Regions from separate parts of the Mus musculus genome. Here regions 1 and 3 are each linked to region 2. A link is a loop called in an ENCODE intact Hi-C map of the cell type or tissue named here. Cell type or tissue: left cerebral cortex. All regions are shown on one strand.

What was found. Hi-C counts contacts between places; a loop is a spot of excess contacts. Peaks named below come from ENCODE experiments on the same cell type or tissue, not always from the same donor. Only the 100,000 strongest peaks of a DNase experiment are listed, where the experiment ranks them.
Region 1: a loop joins it to region 2, with 2.9 times the contacts of the local background. A loop is called at or near these places in 2 of 42 quality-filtered maps.
Region 3: it touches region 2 in a loop (2.6-fold over the local background); 2 of 42 quality-filtered maps call a loop at or near these places.

What each region holds. Positions count from the first base shown.
Region 1 is chr7:73,032,884-73,040,883 of GRCm38, forward strand. No RefSeq gene overlaps it. Among named protein-coding and RNA genes, the nearest start is that of Gm6567, 65 kb to the right of the region's middle. In left cerebral cortex, a CTCF peak has its summit at 4,168; DNase peaks (open chromatin) are centred at 1,026 and 4,143.
Region 2 is chr7:73,395,254-73,403,253 of GRCm38, forward strand. All of the region lies in intron 2 of Rgma (repulsive guidance molecule family member A), which reads left to right. It overlaps LOC115486533 (a long non-coding RNA gene), which reads left to right. Exons shown (of 2, transcript XR_003946803.1): 2 at 1-8,000. Among named protein-coding and RNA genes, the nearest start is that of A730056A06Rik, 23 kb to the left of the region's middle. In left cerebral cortex, CTCF peaks have their summits at 3,164, 4,529 (motif pointing left) and 4,730; DNase peaks (open chromatin) are centred at 2,207, 3,253, 3,783, 4,516 and 1 more place; H3K4me3 peaks cover 1,636 bases; H3K27ac peaks cover 1,369 bases.
Region 3 is chr7:72,538,100-72,546,099 of GRCm38, forward strand. No RefSeq gene overlaps it. Among named protein-coding and RNA genes, the nearest start is that of Gm39035, 240 kb to the left of the region's middle. In left cerebral cortex, a CTCF peak has its summit at 3,968; DNase peaks (open chromatin) are centred at 3,696, 3,991 and 6,020; H3K4me3 peaks cover 467 bases.

The DNA.
Region 1 (8,000 bases), 360 kb before region 2:
ATTCGGGGAATCTGTTATCCTTTTGAGAAAGGCTGTATTTATTCAACAGACATGTACTGCACGTTATAGTGAGCCTTGGGGCGGAGAAGAGAAAAAGACAAACGTCTGCCTCAAAGACTTCCTGTCTAGAAAGGATAGCCACTGTTGACGGCAATGTGAGCAGCCAGAAATCAAAGAGGGCGAGGCAATAGGAAATAAGGTGCAGGGTTTGAGCGCATCGATGCTGGGATGAGCAAGGATGTTCATTCTGCTCCCAGGCGCATTAGGAGAGGCAGACAATATTAGGGTCTGAGGACAGGCTCCTGCCCTGCCCCCCACCCCCCCCACCCCCGTGATCACTTAATAGTGAAATAGCAGTGTAAAGAGGCTTCAGTCACAAACTGCTTCATTAGTGGGTCAACTGTCTTGCAGAATAGTCTACCCCACTTGAGGTTCTATTACTCTCCTCTATCTTGAGTATAAGGTACAAGTTTACAAGCCATCTTTGTCAAGGAAATGGCAGGAGGCTTGCTCTCTACGGGAGTAAAAGAATCAAATAACCTACAAATAGGGAGCGTGGGCCCTGGGCTGAAAGACAGCTTGATATTGAAAGTGACCTTGAGGTTTCTCTGCTCAACCTCAGAGAACCACAGGAAGAGAAAATAAAACCAGTGGTGATGGTTCAGTATAATCAGGTGTTTTAAATGTTCTAAAATGCTATCTATTTTTAATGATCTTTGATGCCAGAAACCCAAGGAAGATAGGTCAAGCTTAAAAATAGCCAGTAAGTCGTTGTGTGGTCCCATGTTTGACAACGATTTCAGGCTTCCCTGAACCATAACTTTATAATATAGAGGTATGGAAGAGCATCCCTAGTTCTTAAGATTAGAAGGGACAAAGAAAAGGAATGTGTGGGGCAAGGTATGTCAGCGAAGATGCCTACCATAGCTAAGTGAGTTCAAGATCCACCCACACCTTTGGCAGAGACAATGAGAGCCTTTGTTCAAGCATGTCTATGATTCAAACAAAACTTTACTGAGTCTCTAGTATATGTGAGGTATTGAACCAGGCAGGCAGCCATCTGGGAGAGCATCCTTGGATCGACTACAAATATCTACTGATTTTGAACTGTTCATAAGCCATCTCACATTTTTCCAAAAATAAAGCAACGTGTGATAGTCATCCCACTTCCATTTCTCTCCGAGTTGCGGATCCAATGAGTATTTAATCATTTGATCTATACTAAGTATTTTCCTAGATTCTGAGAACACCAAAATATTTAGAATCCAGCCTTTGACCTTAAAACTCACCATGTAGGTGCTTTCGGTAATTTCAATTAAATGAGGCCACCATGATAATTTTTATATCATCAAAATGCTATAAAATTTTCCAGGGGTGCGCAGGGGTAAGGGATTTAATTTTTAAGGGGATATTAGCAATTTTATTGGTCTATCAAGTAGGAGTTGTAGCTGGCAGGACAAAGAAAATCAAAGGTGTCTCTTGCTGACGTGAAAGGATGCCCTGCAGAGGACCAGGGGTGCAGGAGGACTCAGGCAGGAGGTGTTGATATGTGCATGTGAGAACAATGTGCTTGGGAAGACACCTGAACACCTTACTACAAAGCAAGGCACCCACAGGACAATCTGGGCAGCTCTGCCAAGGAGTCCAGACTCCATTCACTGAACAATGGGAGTGCCTTTATCAAACCAGGCCTAGAAAAAAAATGTAAACAAAACACACAACTGCAAGCCTGTATACAACAAACAGCTGTCTCACTCTGCTTGGAAAATGAAAAACCATAACAGTCCAGGTTGAGCCGAGCTATGAGTGGATGGATGGTGTTTCCCCCTGGGGTGGAGCAACACCAGGCATAGGTCTTATACCTTCATGCACATATTCACCGGCCTCTCGAAATAAAATAAAATGAAAATGAAAGCAAGCTCAATGTCTGAGGCTGTGTGATACCCCTGATACAGTTAATTGATAACTGTAACAAAAACAGTTGTGCAAGAGCTTTCAGGGAAGTTGTGAGAACAAATAGCATGTAAGGATGTAGCATGAATAAATGCATACTACAGGGTACTCTGGGGAGCAGGAGCCCAGCCCTAAACAACAGAATGCCCATGAGAGCTGCCTCTGCACTTTCTCCGACACACACCACATCTTCCCACCAGAGCTGGTACATCTCCTGTAACTGATACCCATGCCCCTATGAACACTGATGAATAATAGGTATCCTTCTGCATGTGTCAGAACTAATTCCAGGAGCATCCTCTTCCATGCCAATCTAGAGTCAACCTTTGAAGCCTGTTCATACAACTCTCTTTGAGAAGGAGAACAGATAAATTTCTTCCAAAGGGAATCACTAGGCAGTGAGAGGTGCCACCATCAATAGATGGGAAATTCAAGTGCACCTCCGGTGTGTGATGGTCCACCATTGTCTTGCATGCAAAATAATGGACTTCACAAAATTTGACACATTCCACTCCAAAATACTGCAGTTAGTTAATTAATCCATGTTTGGTAATCTTATCCATAAAACATCAACAGTGCCTCCTAGTCCATTAACCCCTTGAGTTTCTGGGAACTGCTTTGGAATTGGTCTTAAAAGTTTCAAGTCAGATTGTCTTTGCAACTGATTGGCAAATGACTGGGTCAGTTACATAAACTCAATATGACCCACAGAACTTACCAGCAAAGAGAGCTTAATTTCCCTGCCTCCTACATTTTGCTCTTGGAAGTATTTTAGAAACCATGGCAATTTATAATCACAAAAGGTGTTGTTAGCCAGGATCAAATAAAATAACAAATAAGGTCTTAACCCTCAAGTGCTTTTCCAAGTACTACATAATTGAGTGTACAGCTTGATCTCTTCCACACTCCAACCCTACCCCCACTTTTTTTGTATTTTCCATGATCAACCTTTAACCTCTTGGAGGCTTGGAGGTTGCCTCCTTGTGTAGTCAGTTGAAGAAGAAGCCGAGAGCCAGGGCAGCTGCAGCTGCCTTGTCCTGATCATAGTGACAAGGATGAACCTGAAGACCCAGCTGCTGAGGCCCAGTTGCCCAAGGCTAACTCAGTGTGGAAGGTAGAGTAGAGGAGTGAGGCCCACTTTATGTTACCTGAGGGACTTTTGAGGTTTAATTGCAACCGGTTTTCATGAGCCTCTGCTCTGAGCCAGAGCTCAGGCCAAGCCTCCTTCCATGAAAGCCAGATTGAACCTTTCTAGGTTAATGACACATGAGAGAGAACTTCACAGTCGTTTCTGATGACATTTCAGTTTCTAAGAGCAAGTCCATTCGTGACTCTGCCTCCTTCAGCCTTCCCGGCACTGTAAGGCACACAGCCTTCTCCTGACTGATCCCTGATGTATCTCGGGCTTAGCCACAAAGAGAGAAAACTTGCTGACCAGACATGGCTCTCATGCGCTCACCCTTTGACCCTGTTTTAAAACCTTGTGTGGGACACCTGCTGCATCTTAAGCCAATCCAAAGCACAGGAGATCTAAAGTCACCTCTGAAACTTTCCAAGGAGTCTAGAGTGGTTCCTTCACAAAAGGGAAGATGGGGAAGATGTACATGCTTAATTTAATAGGAGCATCTTGCCCTAAGTGTCATGAGAGAAAAAATGAAGGGAGGAAGGGGGGGAGGGAGGGGGGAGGAAAGAGGGAGGGAGGGAAGGAGGGAGGGAGGAAGGGAGGGAGGGAAGGAGGGAGGGAGGAAGGGAGGGAGGGAGGGAGGGAGGGGGGAGGGAGGGAAGAGAGAGAGAGAGAGAGAGAGAGACTAGAGAAGGAAAGACAACACACACAAACACATGAATCATTTGCAGGAGAAAACTAGAGCTTATTCTTATTTTGGGGCATCTCCCATAAGAACATTGCTTTATTTCGCCGACAGAGAGAAAAAGAGTGACATTTCGCTTCAGCTCCAGGCACAGAGGGGGCCAAAAGGCAAGCCCCACAGAAGAACATCTGGTTGGCAAACACCGAGGAACACAACACCTGCAAGCTCCTCATGTGTTTACGCAGTAACTGCTTGTCCATTATCCACACAAAATATGTTCTGGGGCTGGAAACCCGTACCCTGTGCCAACAAAGTCTGGAGCGATAACGCGGCCTGTTTATCTTGGAATTCCCTGTCCTTGCATGGGCGGGTCGCCCTCAGCCAAGCCGACTCTGGAACATTTTTGTGCCTAGCGCCTCCCTGCTGAAACTTCAACAAGCTTGGAACTGGAGACTGAGGAAAGGGCGTTGGAGAATGCAAGCATAAAGAACGACTGCTGGGCTGCGGGAGTCGTTTGTGCTATTATTTACTCGAGTGTGAAGATTTGCTGGCAGGGCTCTGTCATTTCTGAGCCTCTGGAAGTAGTTGCATGTATCAAAAAACATCACCAAAACAAGCCATCTGAACACCCACACTTACAGGAAACCTTACCCGGGAGACTCAGAATTCTTCTAAAAGAACAAGGCCTGCGGCTTGTGACTCTGCCCTTGGCAGCTGGGGTTGGGAGCCCCCGGCATAATTTATTGTGTCTCCCTTTGAAGCACTCTCTGCTACATAGGAAGCATCCACCCAAGAGACCTGTCTGGAAGCCGTGTGATGGCGACCAGGGCAGAAAAGTCCCCCCCATCAGTCAAAGCCCACACTTGAGGGTTGGGGTCAAGCCCTACACCAACCCTAGCACCACCCTGAGTCAAAATTACTGCTACGGTGAACGCTATTGGCTTGGGAAACAGTGAAAGCCTAGAACGTGGAAGTGAGAAGAGAGGTGTGGGGAAAACAGTCGAATTCCTAGGTATTGGAGTTACAGATCTGTGGGTCTTTTCCTCACAACTCAAAGCTCCTCAGCTTTTAGCCTAGAAAAAGACGGGGAGCTTCCAGGGTCAAGTTGCTTAGCCACGTGGTTTCCCCTCAGGTCTGGCTGGCTGCTCCCTGCTATACCTTAAGGCTTATCATAACTGAAGGACAAGGTACACGCATCGTCGGTCCCCTGCCCATGTGCTCAGCAGGTCCGGTGTGTGTTGGATTGCCTCTCTCTGTCAAAGGCCTTGTGCCTGGTCCATAGAATAAAGTTAAGGAGTCACAAAGTGTGATGCCCAGGAGTCGAAGGAGCTGGGACCCGTGTTGCTTTGAAACTGTGTCTAAACCATTATCCTTATACAGAATTAGACACTACTCTCATACCGAATTACACATTTCCAAGCATGCAGCTCTTCCTCCTCTTGCCTTGTCCTGGGTATGTTAACCCCATTCCCCTTTGACCTGCTCCTCGCTGTATGTCTGAAGACAGGTTTTTGTTCATTAGACATCCTGATTTGTATTTGATCTTTTATGTTTCCTGACTTCTGTGTATAACACACTCAGCTGCATCCAGACGCATCCCATCTAACAAGCAATCTCTAAGGCTCAGCACCTTTATTGTTATTTAATGCTTGGTCCTCTGAAGAGACCATGTCCCAGTAGAATGGCCCAGTGGAGATGAAAACCAGGTAAACCCAGGAAGAGTCACATGATCTCTTTTAAAGACAATATTCACAAAGTACTTCCTATCTCTCAAATTTGTAGTCATTTATTTAAAATTTGCTTATCCCCAGATGCCCTGCCTAGCAACAGCATCAGCCTGACTCTATGCAACAGCAGGGTATGTGAGCCTAGGTTCAGTAATGGTTATGTATTTATGGTGCTTCAGAAACCAGAAACCTTGAACCAGCCCAGCAGTTTATTGCAATGAATATTTGCATGTAAATCTGCTTGAGGGTATATATATATATATATATATATACATATATATATATATATATATAGAGAGAGAGAGAGAGAGAGACTGCAGTTTCTGATGGCATTTCAACAAATGAGTATGTGATGGAAAGATGAAAGAGCTAGAGGAAATGAGTGGTGTCTACTCAGTGGAGAGAGATGGAGGTAGAGACATGACAGCAATGACAGGTGTGAGAGATGGCTGCAGTGGACAGGAGAGCATGTCGCTGAGTAGGGCAGACAGAGTGATGTGCAGCCTGGAGCTTGCATAGACTCAGACCTCAAATATGGTGCCCCCACTGTACAATCGCCCTGGTTCTGAGCAATGACCAGATAGCCAAGATGAAAAATGGTTCATTTTCTGGATTTGACTTCCTCAAAAGACCTCTATGATCCATTCTGCCCCTGGAAGTCACTTTGTGATCTGTGGTCCACTGCCCACATAGTGTTGAAGCCCAAGGTTCATTTGGATGTCCCAGGTCCTACAGCAGCCAGGAGCCATGTTGACGTCTGTGGAGTGAAGTACCACAAAGGCCATGTGTATAGTCTGCTGCTGCCTGAAGTCATGTTGATGTTCAGGGTCCACGCTGCTAGCAAGGGCTATGTCTGGGTCTGTGGTCCTCCTGCAGCCAGGAGTCATGTTGATGTCTGTAGCCTATGTTGCCACCAAGAGCTAGGATGGTGATCATCACACATCCTGTGGCAGAGGGTCATGATGATGTCCGTGGCAGTCTGTACTGCCACCAGAGACCATGCTGAAGTCTGTGACACATGCTGATACCAGAGACCAACCATGTGGAAGTCCATGCTCTGTGCCCCTTCTGACTGTAAAGGACAAGGAAGCTACTTTTGCTGTGGTATTGATGACCACAGACTCACAGCTGAGAAAGAGGGAAATAGGCTTATTTGACAACCCCTATCTCCCCATACCTTCTTACTCCCCCCAAAAAAGTAACAGCCTAGACAGAAAGCCATTGAGGAGAACTCTTAAAAGTTGTGAAAAGCACTCCTTACCCCATGACACCTGTGACAGTCAGGAGAGCTGGCCCCAGGGTCATAAGAGTGAAGAATGGGCCCTGGCTCTCAACAGCTGCATGCAGTACTCAGGAGAATGGGCCCTGTACCTTGCCTGGGTAGGACAGGCGAGCTGCCCCTGGTGGCCAGGGCATGGGAGATCTGGCCCTGCCACTCATCTTCCCTGAGGTGATGTGGTCACAGGAGTTACACCCTCCTGCTCCCCTTGTGACCTGAAGTAATCAGGAGAGCTGGCCCCACAGCCATCAGAATGCCCCTGCCCTTTACCAGCTGTAGCACTACGGAAAATAGGCCCTGTACCTCACCTGAGCAACACAGTGGAACTGGCACTGGTGACAAAGGCACAGGTAAGCCAGCTCTGAGGGTGTGAGAGCAGGACTGACCCAGATCCTCAAAAGCCGCAGCACTTGGGAGAGTGGACCTTGCACCTTCACTAGGCAGTACAGTGGAGCTGGCTGGATTCTGCTGGCATGAGTGCCCGTGAGCTGGTCTCAAGGGCATGGGACCAGGAGAGCTGATCTTGTTCCCGGCTCACTGTCACACTGAGTGAGCTTCTCAGGGCAGTGCTGGAGAGCTTGCCCTGGTGGTGCAGATACAGGGGAGCTGCTTGGCTGACCATCAGTTACCACCCAGGCCCAGATCCAGGGATCTGAGTTGTCCCACCCCAAAATCTACCTCATCTGTGAACAGTTGGAGCATGCGGCCTGTCCTTCTGCTCCAAAGCTACAGGATCTCCACGACTCAAAACAACAGCTGCCAACAGGGAGGCGTCCCAGTGAGGATTCAATATTGATGGTGTCACAGAAGCCAGAGGCATCTAACCAGGCCAGTGACTCGTGACAATGAATTTATATGCAAGTAAAGATTCGTGGACAAAAAAAGGGTCTATTGTGGCACACACTGTGACACACTACAGTTTCCATGATGAGATGTTTTCTATGTTTTGTTTGGGTTTTTTATTTTATTTTCTTTGGGAGAGGAGGTTGCAAGAACAGAGGATGGATCCAAAGGGATGGGGAGACGAGTGGGACTGGGGTACATGATGTGAAACTCACAAAGAATCAATAAAAAGCTTTTTCAAACCTGAGGTAAGAAAGACGTTCTCCGTGACTGATGGCTTTGGTGGAGGTTCAGGTAGGAAAGGATGCAGTTTTCTTTAAGGGGCTGCCCACTGAGAGTTTGACAATACCCCAGTGAGTATGTGGTAACACAAACTGAATTTGTTTTTCC
Region 2 (8,000 bases):
TTCACTCAAGTATCTAAATATATGTGCACGGCCATAGAGATGAGACCGTTTCTATCAGAACTGCTATTTAAGAATGTGTAACTTGAGCTGGGCGCACGCCTTTAATCCCAGCACTTGGGAGGCAGAGGGATTTCTGAGTTCGAGGCCAGCCTGGTCTACAGACTGGGTTCCAGGACAGCCAGGACTGCACAGAGAACCCTGTCTTGGGGAAAAAACAAGCACAAAACAAAAACAAACAAAAGGGAAGAATGTAACTTGTAAGCCTGCTTCTTAGATATAGTTATTGGGCCTCTTAGTTGGATTTTGGGTTCCAAAAGGAGTTTCCGTTGCTATCACAAAATACCGTAGATTTAGAGGGTTACAGACAACAGAAATTTGTTGATTATAGCTGTGGAGGCTAGAAAATCAGAGACTGGGGAACCAGCCACTGTAGAATCTGGTGAGAGGACCTTTCTAGTCTGAGTGTCTTGTGCCTTGTTACTAGGTCCCTCCAAGGCAGAAAGGAATGGAAAACTGGCTTTCTGGGCTCCGTTCCATGAGGGCTCTACTCCCATGATATTAACACTTCCAAAAGTCCTGGATCCTGTTCATAATACCATCGCTTTGAGGATTAGATTTTAGCCTATGAGTTGGTGGGGGAGTGGGGGGAGTGCAGAAGAGGGGAGAAAAGGATGTTCAGTTACAAGAGGTAGGTAGGTGACTAGCAGCCAGGGAGTAGCGAGCAGAGAGTACAGATAACTCCTAGAGTCCCCATGGCCCCTTAGGCTCCGAGGGTGACCTGGAGAGAAAAGGGGAAGTTCTCTGGTTTTCTGGGGAAGGGGAGTCTCTGGAAGGTTGGAAGAATTTCTAGTAGTCACCCTGCTGCCCAAAAGAGGGGTTGTCCAGAAAGTGGAAGGGTAAGGGAAGCTACCCAGTGTCACAAGTAAGGCTGAGATGGGAGAGAGGAGACGGGGGTCTGAAGAGGCAAGAGTAAGGTTGAGGACCTGTTCATGTGTTGGAAGGGACTGTAGTTCCCGCTAAAGGTCCTGCCTTTCCCAGACTGTGCAAGGCCTGTTTTCCAGCTTCAGTACCAGCCTAGTGCTGTACTATTTTGCCACTGGGCTGAGATGTACCCTGAAGGCTTTATTTTCCTTGAATGGCCCACTCATCCAATTTGCCCAAGATTTTCCAAGTTTTCAAACTGAAAGTCAGGACTCTCCACATGTCTCCTGGGTCCCAGGCACACCAGGATGTGGGCTCCCTGGTTGCATCCCCACCCCACCTGGATCTGGGACCCCGTTGCCCAAGAACATGAAGTCTTCCCTGCAAAACGGTCTCCATGTAGTCCTATGGCCTAGAGCTTGGAGTCCTCTGCCTTTTTCTGCACTTTTCTGTTGCCACGTTGTAACCACCGGGGCTGCCTTGGTATCTTACTCCAATCCCATCCCTGATGGACCACACTCAGAATCTGGAGGTCCTTGTTTGCAGCGTCCAGGAGGGGCATCTCTGATTTCTAGACCAAACCTCATTCCGAAAGGATCCAGCACATCCCAGCCCCTTCCTCTTCATATTCTACCCCCTTTCCCCATGGGATGCTCTATGCCTTGTCTTGTGCCACCCAGTTCTGGGTTGAACACTCACATCCCCTGTCCCTGCCTACTTGACCAAATTCTAAATTCAATGCATGCAGTCCATGTAGACTTTTGGTTCCCAAGGCTCATGGGTCTTGGGTTTCTGTCTTCTCAGCCTCTAATTCTATATGTTAAGGATGGGAGCCTATTTTCTGCCCTTTTCTTCCCTCCTCCCCCACACTCCCAAGCTTGTTCATCATAGTCCTGGAAGCTACAAAGCCATTAGGGTTTTTTTTTTGGGGGGGGGGTTAATTTCTTTTGATTCTGGCTTTTGTTTCCACAGGACTACCTCTGGCCTAAACACCCCATATCTCCCCCAAATACTGTTTCTGATTATAAAAGCAGTAGACATTTTAAAAAGCCAAAGACCAAAAAAGATTTTTTTAAAAGCACTCAAAAAGTTGTCCTCTCACCAACTCCTAGTTAGCATTTAACAGTGTCCTTCCAAACATAGTACCTTCACACTTTCCCAGATACGGCTGCGGGGAGGAGAATAATAATCTTAAGAGTTCTTCAGTGGATTGCATGGCCACAGAGAACCAAGAGCTTCCAGTCGCCCAGTTAATTTGACTGAGTGTCCTCAGGAACCATCATTCCTGATGAGGAGGCAGAGCTGGAGGAGGCGTTACACACAGCCAGTTACCCAGCAGTGCCCAGTGGCAGATGCCAGACTCCTGCCCTTTGCAGATTTTGGATAAACACGGTTGTTAAATTTGCTGTATAGCCTGTTGAAGCTCTGCTGTTGAGCTGGTGAGCCTTAAGATGTGGGTTGGGGGAAGGGAATGCTGGGGCAAGAAAGAACTGTGGGACTGTGATCCTGGGCAACCGTATGAAGAGTGGCCTCCCAGTTCCCACAGTGCATTGCAGTGCTTTCTCAGCCCCCAAAGGCCTTTCCTGTCCTTTCTGGTCCTCTAACTTTGGTTTCCAAGATGGAAACCTGGTCAGGGGGACAAGGCTGAGAGCAAAAGGGAGCTTTGGGGCACTGTCACGGGGCAGGGAGACATGCCAGCAGGGGTTCAGTGATGACTCCTGACCTGTTTCACTCATGCTAGGACACCTAGACACTTACTACAGGGCCATTCTACATAGAAAGGAGTTCAGCGTTGTGCCTCCCACCTGGATACCAGCCTGGCATGCGCTCTTCCAGTACCTGCAGACTGCAGGGAGGGAGACAGTGTGCCTCTGTGGTGGGTTTTTGTTTCTTTTTTTCTTTTCTTCTCCTCAGAGGTGTTTTGACCTGCCGCTGAGCACAAAAGCCTAGATGGCTGGAAGCAAAGTCCTGACTATAAAGCTGTCACCTCAGGTGTGAGCCTGGAGTTAGTAACAGGGGTCATGCTTCAACCAGAACCACCACAGCTCTCACCTGCAGCTTCATTGTCCTGGGAAAACCTTTCTTACCTCCCTTACCACTCGTGCCCAGGGCTGTTTTATTTCTCCCCCAAAGCAGGATGTTCCTGGGGTGAGGACCTTGTCCCTTTGCTTGACCCCCTATGGGCCCGTTACCCAGGCGTGCTCTCAGCCTTCGGTTGATAGGCAGCCTATGCCCTCCCACTATAGGGCGGAGTCAGGGCTTTCCACGCCCACCCTTCTTGCTCAAGCGCTGTTTCTCCACGGCTCCTGTGGGAGCTGGGGAGGGTGGCCTGTTTGGAAAGCTGAGGTGTGCCCTTCTCCTTGGCAGTCAGTCATCAAGGGTGCTTGCAACAACTTGGCATGTGTGGAGGCTGAGGCAGGGCAGCCTTGGCAGGGTGTGACGGAGGAGGCAGTACTGTCCTGCCCCCGGCTCTAGGAGTGGCACTTAGCCACTTCTGTCCACGCTGGGTAGGCAGTGAGTTCACCCTCCAGGGCCCGGCCCCCCAACAATTTTGCCTTCTCTTCCTGGGTCACCTGAGGTTTTCCCCAAAGCTCCCTTTTGCTCTCAGCCTTGTCCCCCTGACCAGACTCGGAAGGAAGCACGTACAATTCCCAGTAGAGCTAACGGGTGGGAAACACATTGCCATAAAGTGGCGGTTCTGGGGCCCTTAGGCTGCCTGGCCCTGGAATGTCACCCAGGAGCGGTGATCCCTTCTAGGATCTGCAGTGATAGATTAAGTGAGGCAGGCTACGCAGCACCTGGGAAAAAATCCAGTCTGCTGGGTGTGTCCCTCTCAGGATCTGGGGCCAAACACCTGGGTGTTTACGCCAGGATGATTGAGTGAAATTCTTGCAGGAGCGGCGCCAACAGGGAGCCTCGGGCATCTGTCCTTGTCCCGTAACACCCCCACTCCATCCCCACGCCCACCAAGATTCATTACTGTGGGACTAGAATAAGCAGGAGACCCCTACTTAGTGCCCTTCCCCTACCTCCTTCAGGATGCTGATGCGACCCGTTTCCAGAATCCTATCTAAGGTCTGCTTCCCGCACTAGGTGGACAGTGAGGAAAGGGACACGGAGACTTCAGACTTCAGGGTTGGCCCCTCCCCGAGGCAGGCAGACTTATAGAAGATTCCTTCCACCCGCCTGTGTCCTAACTGAAGCTATTGCCTCTTAAGTCCTACTGTTCACTAAGATAGAGCACCGGTGCTGGGGCTGCCTGCCGCTGGGGCTTTCTTTCGGAGCTCGTCACTGGCTGAGGTCATCTTGCAGGTGCTTCATTCCTAGGCTTGCCAGGAAGGTGAACTCCCCTCCCCCTCCCAAGGGCGGTTCCACCGAGGGAGCTAAGCTTGGGAACCGTAAGGTTCCAAAAGGCCGAGGCACACAGCAGGACACCGCTTACACTTCAGAGTGCCAAGTGACAAAGGGAACAGAAAGAGCTTGCTGAGCTTACAGTACCTCAGAGCCACTCACATGCAAAGAAGCTAGAGGCCGGAGGAGAGCAGAAGGGTGGTGGGAACGCCAGCAGTGGCGACTCCAGGGACACCTTTCCTTTTTCATCTAGTGCCCCCTGGTGGCAGAATCTATCAGGATGCCAGCCGATTAGCGGGCGTGGGGGCTGGGAGGGGGACGGGACGATTCCTGTTGCACCGGCAAAGGGCAGTGATTTGAAGTTGGGCAATAGCTGCCTCTTGAGAGTCTTCACTGATAAGGCCATGCCTCCATCCAGACTTAGATGAAACATTCCAGAATTCGTTAAGGCCAGCCCCACCTAAGCACAGAGTGTGTTCCGAGAACGGCGTCCATCACAGTTCCCAGCGCACATCAGGAGCCAGATCTCCGAGCAAGTAAATCAGTTCAGACAGTCGCTGTGCAGGCAGAGTTGGAAACGTCTTGACCCTGGAGCTTATGTTCCAAGGGATACTTACCTCTTTAAGAGAAGGCAAGGCTGTCTCCCTCCCGTAGTACCCTGCCCCTCCCCTAGGCCTCTGAAACCTGATCTAATCCCTTTGCACGCGGGTAATTTATTGGTCTATTGGGCTTTTCTTGGTGGCAAATTACATTGTCTTTATTCCTAGGCTCTGGCCCCGGAGTGCCTCGAGGAATTCCTAAGACTCCTTTCTCATGGTTGATCCTTCACACCCCCTCTGGGCCCCGGCAAAATAAGTTTTATTGGGATGCTTTGTCATGCAAACAGGGTGGTAATAAGCAGGCTATTATTCCGAAAGATTGGGCTTGATTAACAGCTCAAAGGAGGACTTGAGAACAAACGGATCTGTTGCTGTACTAGCAGAGCAGATTTTTTTTTCCTTATCATGCGGGTCCATTTAGTATTCTGAGATCCTGCTTTGACTTTCTGCCTCCCAGAGGGGTTGCCATCCACCGAAAAGTAATGACATCTGAGCCTGAGCCATGTGGCTCAATCCAATTGGGAGGCACTGTGGAGCTCTACCTTTAAAATGTGAGTGGCCAGCTATGAGCGCATACATGCTCCCTGAACCCTGGATACATGGGAGACCCAGGGTTCCACCAGACAGAGTTGGACACAGGTGGGGTTGGGCGGGGCGCGGTGTACGCATGACATCTGAAGTCTCAAAAGATGCTTTCAGTGTGAGTGCTGTTCTCGGAACACACTCTATGCTTAGGCGGGGCTAGCCTTACAAATTCTGGAATGTTGCATGATGGTATCAGCAAAGATTATCAAGAGGTGCAATTCACCGGGTAGTGTGAGAGTCAACAGGGACCCAAGAAGCTTCCTCAGCCCCACAGTGATTAGAAATAGAAGAACTGAGTGAGAGAAAGACAGAATCAAGATGAGGAGGGCCTGTTTATGGGAGATTGATGGACCGATGCGGGAAAGATGTGTCCTGTAGCCACCTTCCTGAGGCCCTGAATGAAGCTGGCCAGGTTACTCAAGGCTCCCAGAGGAGCAGCTGCCAGAGAAGGTAGCACGGAGAAGGAAGCCTGGGGCACCTCTGTGTATATCAGATACCGAAAGTGGGGTGGGGCCATTACATTTTAGCCTAGATCTGGGGGGTTCTACAGGAGGGCACGGAAAGAACTCCCCGAGAAGCAGCTGGAAGCATCCGGGACAGGAAGCACCCTTTCTGCCCTAGCGATTTTAGGACATGTTCAGGGGGTTCCTGTGGGTGAGTCCAGACAGGGCCACCGTTTCTGCAGGCCTATGGACTCTCTTGGTCCAGATATCATTCTCAAGATTATAGCTGAAGATTGGAGGGTTAATGATAGTTCAAGACAAACAGTGCCTTCGGCTGAGCTTGTGAAGGGGGCCAAGATCCGTGAGGCACCTTTGTACTTAGATGAGGTAATTCTCCAGGTCCCAGGTCGTGAGAGTCAAAGGGGACCCCAGGAGGTTCCTCAGCCCCAGAATGATTAGAAATAGAAAAACAGGGTTGCTGAATGGCTCAGAAGGGTGAAGGGGCTTGCCACCAATACTAACCACCTGAGTTAGTCCCACAACCCACGTGGTAGGAGACCGATTCCTACAGGCTGTTCTCAAACCTCCACATACGTGCTATGGGATATACACGTGCACACATCCATGCCTGCATAATACACACACACACACACACACACATGTAAAAAGTATTTTTTTAAAAAAGAAATAGGAAAGCCGGGCAATGGTGGCGCATGCCTTTAATCTCATCACATGGGAGGCAGAGGCAGGTGGATTTCTGAGTTTGAGGCCAGCCTGGTCTACAGAGTGAGTTCCAGGACAGCCAGGACTACACAGAGAAACCCTGTCTCGAAAAACCAAAAAAAAAAAACAAAAAACAAAAAAAAAAACAAAAAAACCAAACAAACAAACAAGGGGGGGGGGGAGGAATGAAAGAAAGAAAGAAAGAAAGAAGGAAGGAAGGAAGGAAGGAAAGAAAGAAAGAAAGAAAGAAAGAAAGAAAGAAAGAAAGAAAGAAAGAAAGAAAGAAAGAGGAAAATGTTTGAGATTCTAATCATGTCCACTCTGGGCCTATTGGCTATCAAGTGAGGTGAATGCCACTCTCTTGTGTGTAATGCCCAGAAAAAGAGCGTTAGCCTGCCACTGTGGGGCAGTGAGCATCCTCCTGCCAAGCAGAAAGCGTTCAGGGCTGGCTCTCCTTTGTTGGCACAAGCTGCTGTAACTGCTATAAGATGTGTCACACACTGGAGCAATGTGTGCATGAACACTGGCCTCAGAAGGCCCAGTTTACTGCCTGAAATCCTTTAAACAAAAAAAGAAAGAGAAGGAAAGGAAAGGAAAGAAAAGGAAAGGAAAGGAAAGAAAAGAAAAGAAAAGAAAAGAAAAGAAAAGAAAAGAAAAGAAAAGAAAAGAAAAGAAAAGAAAAATATATAGCACATTAAATAAACAAAACAAAACCAACCCGGCCTTTTGGGGATTTCTGGTAGGGGGACCCTGCAGCTTTTGATTTTGATGCTGGGCCCGGTTGCCTATAGGTTCCTGACCACTAAGCAGCCTGCAGTTGGTGGCTTAGTGCAGTGGACATGGGGAGCAAGGTGAGGCCTCTGTAGAGTAGAGGGCAGGGGCCTCTCAACTTACGGCCTATGAGGACAATCCAGCCTTGGCATCTCTGAGGTCCCTCCCCAAGGCCCTTAAGGAAGGACAGCTGTATATATATCACTTCAGACTGACAGACCACAGAGTCAGGTTACCATCTGAAGAAGTAGCAGAGGGCACTCACTGGGCACAGCCACTTCTGGCCCCAACTTATCACTGTCAGTATCATCTTGCAAACTGCTGCCTTGCTCTGAGCTGAGTTCCACAGTTCAGCCTTTTTCTGAAGTTCCAGTGAGGACCCACAGGGCTAGTTTAAGGTCTCAGAGCAATGGGGAGGGCAGCAGGGAATTCTCAAGAGTCAGAGATAGGTCATTTCTCAGCGGCAGCTGTGTCCAGCAGCCCTCCACAAGCCTTTCAGCTGGAGGCATGGGACACAGAATCAATTTGTACTGTGACAGCAGAACCAGGCAGGGCCACAGACCTTAGCATTTGGGACATTGGGGAACTGACCATCTCAGATGGTTTC
Region 3 (8,000 bases), 860 kb before region 2:
GCTGGCTGGAACTGGGATTCAGCAAGTGGGCTTGCATGGGCTCATAATAGTGGCAGATTATTTTCAGAAGTTCTATGATCCATTGTTACAGAGAGCCATTATTGATAACTGATGGAAAAGTCATTACTTTTATTTTTAACAATTATTTTTAACATTTCACTGCAATCTATCCAGAAGTTAGCAAAACTGCCTAGAGATTAAGTCTCATCCACCATCTCCCTTTATAAAGAAAGTTTCATTGTCATGACCACATGCATTTGTGAAGGGGCTGATATCTGTCAGGGAATAGCTTTACAGACGCAATCTTACTTAGTCAGTCTAACGTTGTGATTAATTGGATGGACGAGCCACAGCACTGGGGTTAATTGAGGCCCAATTCTACGTTGCAAGAACAGCTGTGTGGAAATGATGTAACCATTCTGGACTGATTCCCTACTTGTATAATGATGCCATATGCCTTAACAGTTGCTCTTCAGCAACCTTAAAAGAATTCAAGGAACTAGAGGCAGGACGGTCAGTCCTACTCTTCTACAGTTGTGTCCTCTCCAGGGTTAGTGGGTCAGAAGTCATTCAAGGACCGGCACAGACACCAAAAGACTAAACTGCTCACCTAAGTTTACTAAGTCCAGTACCTCGTATCCAACCCAAGATTCTCTGATGTTAGAATACATGCCATTTCCAAATGTAAATCAACAAGCACGTAGCAGGGGCTCAGCTCTGTCTCCAGCTGATTGAAAACTGAAATTTTCATATAAACATGGAGAATAGGATAGAGAGGTTTGCATGATACTAGAGAGTTTGAGATTTGTTCTGTGTACATGTACATGTGTGTAATTCAAGAGAGAGGGATTAGTATTGATTTGGAACCCACTATGCAGATATCAACATTTTTTTAGCAGTAAAGAGACAAGGTTTATGGCATAGTGTGGTTAATATTCTCTCTAAAGTCGAGGTGTATGAGGGACTGTATTGGTCATGTGTGTGCAGCTAGGACCCCAAAACCTGATAGAAACAACTTATGGGAAGGTAGATTTATTATATCTTGGCTCATGGTTTCAGTCCATCACAGAAAGGGGGTGTGGAAGAGTGACTGAATCAGCGGCAAGAGAAGTCTGGGGTCATAGGTGTTTGTATCACAGTAACTCCGAATGCAGAGAGGACATGCTAGGGCCTTTACATTCTCTAATGACCCCCTGAAGCCACCTAAGCTCCCTCAGTCTTCACACATAAATGAAGCTCATGCATGCTACTCATGGTGTTCTGGTTTTGATGTTGCCAAGAACATCAACTTGTAAGGGAAACCATGTCATCCCAGTTTCCTTATGCCGAAACCTGCTCACATTGAGGCCCGGGTGAGATTTTCTAAACCTAAATAACTTGCTTCCTCTCCACTCTCCTCCACCCCAGCATACAATGCATACTGGCTGCCCTGGCCTATATTACTCATGTGCATACAGCCAAGGATACACAGATGTTCTTCATAGTGAAGTCCTATCTTCCTAGTCATACAGCTCCTGGAGGTTCATGGGTTTTGATGTTCTTTCCCTGTTACATTGCATCAATGGCAAAGTACTTAGAGAACCCAGAATATATCCCATTGCTTTTAGCCAAATCTGTAGCTCATGAGAGATGTCTTCCTTACAAGGATCATTGCAGACCATCATTGCTAGGCCTTCCATTCCTCCCTGTCACGATTGCTTGCCTCACTTACCATGACTGACTTTTTGCTTTGGACAGACCCTTTGCCATTCACATCACTGACTGTATCTACAGAGCCTAAAATGCTATCTGCTTAATAGGAGAGGCTAAGGGTTTGTTGATGACTAAACAAAAGCATGTGAAGAAACAAATATAGCAATGTGTCTGCTTCTCTGCTTTTCTTTTCTTTTCTTTCTTTCTTTCTTTTTTTTTTTTTTTTTTTTTTTTTTTTTTTTTTTTTTGTCTATGATTTGATACAAAAGCCTTTCCCCACCTGTCTCCCTTGGAAACTCTGATCCATGCAGTAACTCTGATTCATGCATTATGGTCTGTCTTAATCAGCAAGTCTGATGTAATGCCTCCCTTGGTTGTGTAAGTGAGGAAAAGATGCTGTACCTCTGTTGTCCTTGTGACTTGGGCTTTCAATGACTGCAACATGTGTAAGCATTTAAAAAGAAAATGTTCCACACACACATATTCTCAGAGCTTCAGCCTGGAGACAGGTTTTGATGGGTCTGGCTAGAGATTTGTCTGTGAATTTGTAGGGCTTTTGGTAGATGGCTGATGGGGTGACCCAGGTACCCTCCTCCCTCTAGAAGTTTGCACAGAGCCTCTGAGATGGCCGACCAGGCAGGAGGGATGACTGAAAAGGATATCTTCAAACAGATGCCCTGGCATAAGACACAATCGACTAGCCAAGTTGTTTGTCAGCCTTGGCCTCAATGACTTCTGCTTTTCTGCAAAAGGGTCCTGGAGGGGGAGAGGTATTAATTTCAGTGTATGTTAATGTTTGGTATAAAGAAAATTGTGGAAACTTACATCTTAAATTAGCCCAGCCATCCAGCTTGAGACAAAGTGCCAATCCTATCCACTAGACTATTGTATCTCCCCCTCCCCCCAAGTTCTAAATAAGTCATAAGAAGCCTGTAGATCATAAAAGAAACCTCACTGCAAAACAACTCATTCTCCCTCTCTCTCCCTCCCTCTCTCTCTCTCTCTCTCTCTCTCCCTCCAAGTCAGGAGGTCTTTAATTTTAATTTCCTGTCACATGTGGAAGGTACACTGAGTAACTGGGAAAAAGAGTTTGGATGAGCAAAGCCCCAGCTGAGCTAGTGGATAGAGGTTTGTGGGGAGTTGAGAAAATAGGAGGTAGTTAGTAAGGTGGGAAAATAAATTGATAAGCACACACACACACACACACACACACACACACACTACAAGCCCCCTTGATTGTTAAGATTAATTCTGATCAAATATATGAACCCCAAACTATTAAATTTTTTGCAATTCTTGGGTCTCAGCTATAATTGGAGTTGAATGTTCTGGGGAGATGTTTAACCGTTGTGTGGCTCCTAAAGAGAATCCTTAGACAGCCCTCCGCCTACACACAGAGACATACAGGCAAACCCACTCCCCCAATTCCTGTTTTCATATATAGTATCTTCATTTCTTACCTTCCCTAAAACAGTGTCATATTTTCTTGTGTCAGGGAATAAATGCGGGACACTGGATATTTCCATGCAAAAATACAAACCACGAGGATATAGTCCCCAAACTCTCACTTTTCACTTTGCATCCACAGACAGGAATGGCCACCATGCACTCTTTAAGCTGTGACAGCACATGATCGGGGACAATTGGCCAAATAGTGAATATTAGGGGAATTCTAAAGCCCCAGTGATAGACAAGTTGCCATCCACCTACAAAGGGTAAAAGAAGACATCCTGAGCAGACAGGGTAGGGAAAGCATCCCATGTTTTCTCTTGCTTTCTGTTCCCTGGGAGAGTCCTTGTGAGCACAAAGCCACGAAAACAATAGGCCCAGCTGCAAGGGCAGTAAGGCAATTTATTAGGGAGATGACATTTTTAATGAGAACCACTTGTGGGAGGAGAACAAAGGGCCTGTTTGGTCAGAAGGATGCTCTCCAGTCTCCTCTGAAGTGCATGAAAAAGTAATTTTGTTTTTTCCGCGTCATACTGCAAGCCGTGGAATTTCCTCACACCCCAGATGTTGTCCAGCACAGATGCTGAACAAATGGAGCAACCATCCCACGAGTATTTCAAAAAGGAAAAAAGAAAAAGAAAAAAAAAAGGTAGCTCAGGGGATTTTTATGAGTTTTGTGGCCAAGAAAATCATTAGCAAATAATGAGCTTAGGAAAGAAGGCTGCGGTTAGCAAGATGTGGCCGGACACACAAAACTGTTCACTGCCATCCGAAAGCAAACGGGGAGCTCCGTCTTCAGTAGAGAAAAATAGAAACCTGTGGGTGGAGCTGCGGTATCTGCTTCCTAGTGGGTCTGCTGAAATCAAGTCTTCTGAATATTGTTTTGGCTGGATTCTAAAAATGATTAAACACAGTATGTTTACTCTTTAAAATGTGAAAATCAGAGATTATTCACTGGTACTATTACTTCACACGCCTCCAGAAAAAGAGTAGTTCCAATGTTCTAGCCTCTTTCCTCTGAGAGCGATACTCAGTGTACGCTCAGTCAGCTCTGAACCTCCTCCCTCTCCCTCCCCCTCCCCTTCCCCCTCCCTCTCTCTCTCTCCCTGTCCCTCTCCCTCTTGTTGTCTGTCTCTGTCTCTCACCCTCTCTGTCCCTATGTCTATTTCTGTCTGTCTGCTTGTCTCTGTCCCTCTCTGTCTCTTTCCTTCCCTCTGTCTGTCTCTCTGTCTTTGTTTGCCTCTCTGTCTCTCTCTCCCCCTCTCTCCCTCTCTATGTCTTTGTCTCTATGTCTCTTTCTCTCTCTCCTTCTGTCTCTCCCTCTCTCTGTGTCTGTCTCTTTCTCTCTGTCCATCTTTCTCTCTCTGCCTCTCTGTCTCTATCTCTTTCTCTTCCTCTGTCTGTCTCTCTGTCTCTCACTCCCTCTCTCTTCATCTCTCTGGTCTCAGTCTTTCTCTCTTTCCCTCTTAGTCTCTGTTTCTTCCTGTCTATCTCTCCCTCTGTCTCTCTCCCTCTCTCTGTCTCTTTCTCCCCCTCTGTCTATCTCACTGTCTCTGTTTGTCTCTGTCTCTCTCCTTCTTTCTCCCTGTCTCTCTCTCTGTATCTCTCTCTACCTGTGTCTATCTCTGTTTCTCTCCCTTTCTCTCTCTCTCTCTCTCTCTCTCTCTCTCTCTCTCTCTCTCTCTGAAAGTGAATGTAGGGAATGCAGTATAGATGGAGATGGAAGGAAGAAAGTTCAGCCCAGTTTCTTCTTGGACCAGACATCAGGGGCTGCTCTGTGTCCTAGGAAGCAACAGAGGAATTTGCATGGGCTTTCTAAGTCAGTTTCCTTTCCCTACTCAGGCAGAAGCTTGCCTATGTGTCTTAGGAAGGCCCTGTTGCACCATGTTTCAGGTCAGAATTCAAGAACTAATGGTGTTTGAAAAATCAAAGCAAAAGCAAGCCTCTGATCCGAGTTTCAGAATCTCACAGGGGCACCATCAGCTGCAAAGGCTCCTGGCATGCAGGACCACCAAAGATATAGTACACAGGATGCAGAGCAGCTACAGGAAAGATCATGGGAGAATCCAAAAGGAAGATGCTACTATCCATGAGCTAAGTGGACAGGAATCCTCTAAAGTCTTGCCAGGCTTCCAAGGAACAGGACTCACCAGCAACATTGTCAGTATCATCTCAGCTCTACCTTTATCAGCACTCACCAAACCAGTCAGTAGTGGCAGCTCAGAATAACCTGGGAGACTTCTTAATCCCCAAAGCATATTAAGGCATGAGACCCTCAAAGCTCACAAAGATTAAGTAAAATTGTCCCAGGTCACGCAGCAGATCATGGTGAGGAAGGTTCCCAGGGCCCTGTCAGCAGCCATCTTGGTCCGTCCCACTCGGTAATTGGTCCTTGCATAAATTTATGGGCCATGCTGGCATCTGTTGGGCTCAGCAAAGCAGATCTATAAACTACCATAAACAGACATGCAAGCCATATTTTTAACCTCACCAGAGGATTGTACCAAAGAACGGTTCCATCTAGCTGGGGAAATGGTTTTAAATAAACATTTCAAAGGAAGTAAATCATCTTGAGAGATATGTCAAACAGATGGGAGATAAACAAAGTCAATGAAATTGAATCCATATATGAATGAACCCAGCAGTGGAGATGTGTAGAGGGGTAATTGGTCTAGGATTGAGAGCAAAGAGGAGATAGTAGGCCAAGGCTGAAGATCTTCCCTCTCCTCTCCAGGACCCATTTTCACCGCTGTTTGCTGATGCTGTCTCCTTACATTGGCTCAGCCACACTCAGAAGATGACAAGGTTCAGGAGCAATTAACACTTTTCACAGATCCTTGCTGCCTTCCTCAGGAGAGGGAGCATCTGAGTTGTCCCTGGCAGCTGCTGCCTCTCACAAGCAAATAACCTCTCAGCTTGGCGGTGAGCCAACCAAGGGTGATCACACGGTGAAGAACAAAGGGCAGTCAGGGATGTTTATCTTAAAAATTCCAAGTCCTGATGAGAGTAAGGGTTTTTGAATAGAGGAAATAAACTACGAATTAAAATTTCATTAGTTTCCTACACAAGCCCCTTTCCCAGAAGCTATGTCCAATTGATCACTGCTCACATAGGAAAAGTTAAGTTTGCTCCAATGGTGTCTCATTGGGAATCAAGCCACTCTTTTTATTATTACTATTATTATTATTATTATTATTATTATTATTATTATTATTATGTATTTTCCTCAATGACATTTCCAATGCTATCCCAAAAGTCCCCCATACCCTCCCCCCCACTTCCCTACCCACCCATTCTCAAGCCACTCTTAAGGGTTTTCTTAAGGGTACATCCCATGCCCAGTGGAAGATGTTCAACTCCATAAAACTCAATCGTATTTTTGGAGGGTTTCTTTATTTCTTTTTTTTTCTCCTTTTCTTTTCTTTTTGTTTTTGTTTGTTTGTTTGTTTGTTTTCTTTTTGGAGATCTTTCACATACATATCATGGCTTCTATTTTGCTTTTATAGGTTTCACATGTACAAAGGCACGTGCCGCAAAGTCTGCATGTGTTCCCTGTGCTTTATCGTTGGGTCTTTTTTCCTATTTGGTTTGTCCTGTCTGGTTTATTTATTTTTCTTTTATCTTATTTCATCATTATTATTTTAGATGCCTGTTTGTATTCTAATGAGAGAGAGAAAGGAAATCTGTGGATTAGGGTGGGTAGGGAAGTCGGAAGGATCTGGGAGGAGATGGGGGAGGGAAAACATAATGAAATATTATATGAAAAAATAAATATTTCCAACAAAAAGTTCTGGAATGTACGTACAGAAAAAAGCATTTTGTTAGTCTTCATGTACCTAGTGCTTGTGAATTGGGACAATAGGCTAATTTCTCTAGAAGCAAAATTCCGAAGGATAACTTCAAACTGGAAAAATAATCTCTAATATTAATATTAATTTCTACCATGTACTGAAACTCTTCCTTGCATCAAATGCTATACTATGTGCTCTTAGCATACTATTCTTATTCTTATCTTTTAGAATTATATATATATAATGCATATGCATATGGGTACAAAAGCCATTTCTGTAGGGGGTGCCTTTGGCGACTAGAAGATGATGTCAGATCTTTTGGACCCTGGGAAACTATACTGACAGGTGACTGTGACTGCCCAACACAAATGCTTCCAAACTCCATCCTTTAAAAGAGAAGCATTCTTTATTGCTGAATCATCTCTCCAAGCCCCACCCCCTTTTTTTGTAGTTCTTGTTGACAATCCTACTAAGTAGCTGTTATTTTTTCCACTAACCACATTGAGAAAGCCAGTCTCAGGGTACACAGTATTTGTACAAGTTTTTATCCAGGTGTTCGGAAATGGAATCTCAACCAGGTCTGTCTGAACCCAAAAGTAAATGAAGTAACAAACCGAAGAAGACCCTTTACTTAATTTCATAATAAACCAAAAATTATTACAATAAGATGAGATATAAGAAAACCTGAACAGGAAAGGTCAAGCCAATAAACTTGGGGATGTATTAAGAAGATAAGCTTTAAGTAACAGAACTCGAAATCTCTAAAATATCTCAAAGAATTGAAGTCAGCTCCTAGGACTGAGATGTGGTCCATTCTTCAAAGGTCGTAGATGAAGAGACACAACAGCATCTCCATCATTTCAATCATGCATGCCCACAACATGCTCACTCTTTTTTTTCTGACCAGTTTTCCCACAGGAATGACCAACAACCTGCACATTTTCTCCGTTCATGATTCAAACAGCCATTCCAGGGGGATAAAAATCACAACTTCACAATTAAAATGGCCCAGAAGAAAATTTCACTGGCTTTGTTTGAATTACAACAACTCACTGTTCCATTCCAATT